Linked DNA regions of Homo sapiens: region 1 is linked to region 2. A link is a loop called in an ENCODE intact Hi-C map of the cell type or tissue named here. Cell type or tissue: Caco-2. All regions are shown on one strand. Links, peaks and the distances in the headings refer to the core of each region. The heading gives the core; the rest is flanking DNA. Region 1 overlaps DLEU1 (deleted in lymphocytic leukemia 1). Region 2 overlaps DLEU1 (deleted in lymphocytic leukemia 1).

The links. Hi-C counts contacts between places; a loop is a spot of excess contacts. Peaks named below come from ENCODE experiments on the same cell type or tissue, not always from the same donor. Only the 100,000 strongest peaks of a DNase experiment are listed, where the experiment ranks them.
Region 1: a loop joins it to region 2, with 2.9 times the contacts of the local background. A loop is called at or near these places in 1 of 110 quality-filtered maps.

What each region holds. Positions count from the first base shown.
Region 1 is chr13:50,186,569-50,189,429 of GRCh38, forward strand. All of the region lies in intron 2 of DLEU1 (deleted in lymphocytic leukemia 1), which reads left to right. Among named protein-coding and RNA genes, the nearest start is that of DLEU2, 62 kb to the left of the region's middle. In Caco-2, for the core only: no CTCF peak of the experiment used is centred there; a DNase peak (open chromatin) is centred at 1,013; H3K4me3 peaks cover 666 bases.
Region 2 is chr13:50,333,605-50,336,587 of GRCh38, forward strand. The region is part of intron 2 of DLEU1 (deleted in lymphocytic leukemia 1); the gene reads left to right. Among named protein-coding and RNA genes, the nearest start is that of DLEU1-AS1, 190 kb to the right of the region's middle. In Caco-2, for the core only: no CTCF peak of the experiment used is centred there; DNase peaks (open chromatin) are centred at 985, 1,487 and 1,927.

The DNA of each region.
Region 1 (2,861 bases), core at 39-2,538, 150 kb before region 2:
ATACAGTCAAGTCTCCAAAAAATGTATGTGTAGCTTAAACAAATTCCGTTATATGATATAATTTTGCTTTCCATTCCAGCCAGTGAGTGTTTTCCCTAGAGTATGCAGAAGATGATAGAAAAGAACCTGTTGTTACCTTTATCATTTTTGTTCCCATGTGCTGCTCAGAGTGTGACGTTTTCATTGTGCCAAGTATAATTCTAATATTTATTGATACAACTTGTTGCCATAGTTTCTATACACGATCTTAGCCAAAAGGCCGAGAGGCAATACCACATGTCTCTAAGTGGAAGCTAGTTCTCTGGTCTCAACCAAAGTCATAGTCATTTGTTCCAACTTTGGAGGAAAATCTGGATGTGTTGGACTTAACTGAGAAATGTATCTCCAACATGGTGCCTTCCTTAGGGATTTTCAAGGGTTAATTTTGAAGATATGTAATTTTAGTCCTAAGTGCTGACTTTTGAATGTAACTGTGACCTAAGATATTATACAACAGTAGTGTCTGATTCCTCTTTATAGTGTCTTTTGTGATAGGTAATTCACAGACTGGTTACAGTCTGTTTTCCTTTTCTTTTTTAACCTAAAATATTTTCTAGTTTTCTCAGGTGATGAAATTGTAGGTTAAGCTGGGATTTGTAACCTTCTCTACATTTGCTATATAGCGTCTATGTAATCTTTCTATTGGTCTGAGACATTGCAGAGGAAACCTATAGCCATGCCTGGAGCCAAAATGTTGGACATAACCCAATTTGCTTTTTTTTTTTGTTTTGTCTTGTTTTTAGAGTTAGTTGATGGGTGCTGAGATACTAAGGTACTAAGAATGACAAAAATAAGGAAAGACTTCTGAAATAGACAACACAAAATACCAAAGCTCAATTCTTTCACTTTTCTTGATGATGACCACACTGTTTACAGTGGATTGTAGGTTGTTATAGTGATGGGAAAGGTCTGTGCTGATGGGCATTGGGAAAGATGTTGCAATCTGAAGATGGACTTTGTCTAATGCAGTGTAACCGACAAAGCCAGGTCTCCTGGTATGGGCTCAGTCTCTTTGTAGTTTAACATTCAAAGAAACAACAGTCCAACTTGAGAAACTTTGAAGAATAATGTAAATATTTGCTGTAAGTTTTATTTTTAGGAGGCTTTGCATAGGGATTTTATATAGTGAAAGGATACAGAAAGCTTCCTAAACAGTTCCTTGACACCTCTTTCCTTCTTGCCAGTTTCCGCTCATGACAGCTATGAAAATCTCTCTCTTGCTCTGCCTACAGTGTCCTCACTCTGGGTGGTTCTCTCATCCTTTGTGCCCCTGCACACCACACTGACCTTCCCTGGTGTATGCAGTCCTCTGGAACATGTTCTGTCTAGCTCTGGTGGGTTTTCTTGTGAGAATAAGCCACATTGCTCCAGAATTTTGGTAAATGAAATTTTCGTATTAGTAGGAATATTTTGCTTATTTAAAACTCTTTGATCTTGGCTTGAGACATATTGCTTGTTCTCACTTTGATATGATGTGTTCAATAAAGTCATCTAAGACCCTGCAAACCAGATCCATCTGCCTTCACACTTTCATTAAATTAGTAAGGTCACTATGAGGAGAGGTATACAGTTACTGTTACAGTATTTACCAAACAGTGGGCCCACAGCCACACTCCTCACTTCTCCTTTTGGTCTCTCCTTAGAAATAAAGTTGTTTAAAACCATTTGCTTCCAGAAGGCCATATATAAAGGTAGTAAATTTAGGTGTTAATTCTGAGCATGGTAGTGGTGCTGTGCCTCATTGCTTTCCAGTCTGAGGATGACTTCTACCCCAAATTATTCTTTGAGTTACTCCTAGCAGGATGAGAGCAGGACACAGGGCTCTAGGGGAGAGGAAAATGACTAAGATGATTTAGCATATCTTTATCCTTTACACAGCTTTGCTATAAATTTATAGATGCATCTGTATTATTCAGGGCTTTCCACAGAACAGAAACAATAGGAGCGATATAGGTTCTCCATATATACATACATACACATATCTCTCTCTCTCTGTATATAAATACATTCATTATAAGGAATTGGCTCATGTGATTGTAGAACTTGACAAGTCCCAAAAGTCCAAAGATTTGCAGGGTGAGTTGTTAAACTGGGACCCAGGAGAGCTGATGGGTCTTAAGTTTTACTCTAAAACTTCCCTGCAGGCTCAAGACTGAGGAAGAGCTGATATTTCAGTTTGAGTCCAAAAGCAGGAAAAGACTGATGTCCCAGCTTGAAGGTAGTCAGACAGAAGGAATTCTCTCTCATTCAGCCTTTTTGTTCTGTTCAGTCTTCAACTGATTGGATGAAGCCCACATACATTAGGGAGGGTGATCTGCTTTACTCACTCTACCAATTCAAATGTTAATCTCACCCACAAACATTCTTATAGACACACTCAAAAGAGTGTTTGGCCAAATGTCCAGGCACCGTATGGCCCAGTCAAGTTGACACATTAAAATTAACCATCACAGCATCCATGGAGAGTATAGGAACATGTAAATTACAATTGAATTCCCATGCATATATATGGGTATTACTTGATGGATATGATCATGTTTTTAGAGCTCAGTGAAAAATAAGGCATTAGAGAATTGCAATAAATAATAAAATTATTTATTTTGGGTGCTTTTGTCAAAGAGGTATATTAATCTCTTGATCCCTTTCCTCTGCTTCATCTAACTCGTAGGGGATATACTTTATATTGCTGTGCTTGGCATCAGCAACTGATGTGACAGCTCTTCCTCTGTTCTATGAAAAGGTGATGTACTTTAAAAAAAATGTTTCTGTAGAAAGTGCTTATATCCACTCAATAAAATCTCTAACAGGTCTAGCTACTTTAA
Region 2 (2,983 bases), core at 229-2,728:
AGAGGATCACTTGAACCTAAGAGGTCGAGACTGCTGTGAGCTATGGTCATGCCACTTTATTCCAGCCTGGGTGAGAAAGTGAGACCCTGTCTCAAAAAAAAAAAAAAATGTGGAAGGTAGTATCATTTGAGCTAGAGAGGAATACATTCAGGAGATATTTAGATGGTAGAATTTTTCCACTTCCCCTTGATCCTCAAAGGAGGGCCAGGCTCATGCCTGTAATCCCAGCCCTTTGGGAGGCCGAGGTGGGTGGATCACCTGAGGTCAGGAGATTGAGACCAGCCTAGCCAACATGGTGAAACCCCATCTCTACCAAAAATACAAAAATTAGCTGGGTGTAGTGGGGGGCACCTGTAATCCCAGCTACTCAGGAGGCTGAGGCAGCAGAATCTCTTGAACCCGGGAGGTGGAGGTTGCAATGAGCCAAAATCATGCCATTGCACACCAGCCTGGGCGACAGAGTAAGACTCTGTCTCAACAAAACAAAACAAAACAAAACAAAACAAAACAAAACAAAACAAAACAAAAAACAAAGGACACAGCATAGCATAGAGAAAAAAAGATCTGGATTGGAAATCTGAAGCCTGGCTCCACCACCAGCACCATGATCTTTACTAGTTACCTCCCCTCTGAGGGCCTCTACTTCCTTATTTGTATAAGGACTTTCTGAACTAGATGATCTTTCAAGTGTCTGGCAGTTTTAACACTTCTGTGTTCTTGTAGTTTTAGACACCAGCTTAGTGTTTCGAAACTGTAAAATAGCCTGAGAAATCTTGTGAAAATAGGAACTTGCACTTTTCTAGGATTTTTGTTTCCTGTTTTTATAAAATTTGAGCTAGTGAGGACTAGATATCAGGATGAGCCCCTGCCTGCCTCTTGGCCAGCTTTGTAGAGGGGTTTCTGATGCCCAGAGGAGAGGCAGTTTGAGTAAGGGCAGCCGACAGCAAGCATGGAGCTCGCACACAGCTCTCTCGCCTTCCAGGCGTGGCTCAGTGGCACCATCCTTGTGGCCTCCTGTCTTGTGACCATGAGCAGACACGCTCGAATATGATGGCCATGTAGCCAACTAACTACAGCTGTTGGAAGCTCAAACCCGTGGTTCAAATCCATTGGCAATTTTGGTAAAATCTAGGGTTTGGCTCATTCAGTCTAACAATGCTCACCCGACTGTGTGGCCAGTAATTTACCAAAAACAGTATAGCTTGTTGCCATTTTCATCTTTAGTGGAGGCAGAAAAATGGAAGGATATAGAAAGAGAAATGTCTCGCCTTTCAGAAGCTCCTTGCTCTTTGGTATTTAGTTTGCTATTTTCTGTCATTTTTGTCTTGAGTCATTAGAGTTGGGTTTCTATTCTGCTGTCTGCCTTGCAATGTTATCTAAGGAATCTATAAGCAGCTTAACCCTGTCAACGGAAGATTGTACTAAAACAGCCTGTTCAGGAAGCCCTGGAATTCCACGCTTCAAGCCATTAGCTGTGTCTTGCTTACATGAAGCTTATCACGCCACCCTCAGAAAATTTCCATCTTATCATGGGCGGCATTGTAAATAATGGAAAAAACTGTCTGAAACTGTTTGAATGTTTTCTTAGATTATTTGGAAATTTCCAGCTTTGTGCACTAGACAGAAGACCTTTGACCTCTGGGATGACAGCATAAAGGCGAGGTATGCCTTCTCTTACTTAGCCAGGGAGGGCCCATAATGACTGTGCAGACACTTTCTATTATTTTTGTCATGAAGTCTCTGAATTTAGTCACCGAGCCTATGGGAAACAAATTCGCTTTAGGAAAAAAAGCTTAGCAAGAAGAATTCATTCCTCAAGTGTAACACCTTTTTTTTTTTGAGATGGAGTTTCGCTCTTATTGTCCAGGCTGGAGGGCTGGAGTGCAAATGGAATGACCTTTGCTCACTGCATCCTTGCCTCCCAGGTTCAAGCAATTCTCCTTCCTCAGCCTGTGGAGTAGCTGGGATTACAGGCACCCACCACCACGCCCAGCTAATTTTTTGGTATTTTTAGCAGAGATGGGGTTTTACCATGTTGGCTAGGCTGGTCTCAAACTCCTGACCTCAAGTGATCCGCCTGCCTTGGCCTCCCAAAGTGCTGGGATTACAGGTGTGAGCCACCGCGCCCAGCAAGTGTAACACTTTTAAAGGTCTTTTATTTATCTGCCTATAATCTTAAGAGTGAGTTTTTAATTAAATTTTGTCACTGAAAATTTATTATTCCTTTAGGAAGCAATTTTGTGGGGGGTGCTTAGGTTAATATGTAATTATATACTTAAAATTCTTCTAGGTTCATTTAAAGATAAAGTAATATATCAGTTATTACAAGATGCCAAAGGCTAAAACATGCAATTTTCTCAGTCCAGCTCACTTTTTGTTTCCAAAGCCCTTTGCGTGCATTAACAATCTTTACACATTATGAAGTCACTGTCGCCATTTAGCCCACCTTTGCATCATGGGCTAAAATGGATGCAAAGGGTTGGTTAACTCAAAGCCATGTACTTTATTCCACCTAAATTTTGTTCATTCTGTTATTCAACCTGAAATATCCTTTCCCCTCAATTTCTGCCCGTGAAAATTGTATTTGTCTCTTAAGATTCAGATCAAATATTACCTTTCCTTACCTCCTAGGGTAGATTTCTAAAGAAAAGGATCTGTGAACATTTAGGAAAGCAAGCAGTGGTCACCAGGAATTTGTGTGGATTGCTGATAAAGAAGTCATTCTGCACTAACTTCATCTCTTCTTTGGCATTATGGCTCATCTGATAAATAAATGCAATAGACATATCTTTGGATTTCAGTAAGTCTTTGATAGAGTCTCTCTTGATAGGCTTTTGGTCTATCAATAGTACAATTAGGGGGATTAGTAACTGGTTAAATGGCTAAAGCCACAAATGACTGAATAATGGCTTTTGGCCTGTGAAATATTTCCCGTGAAATGCTGGCATGCATTTGTCCTTGGCCTTGTCTTAGAGAAAAAAAT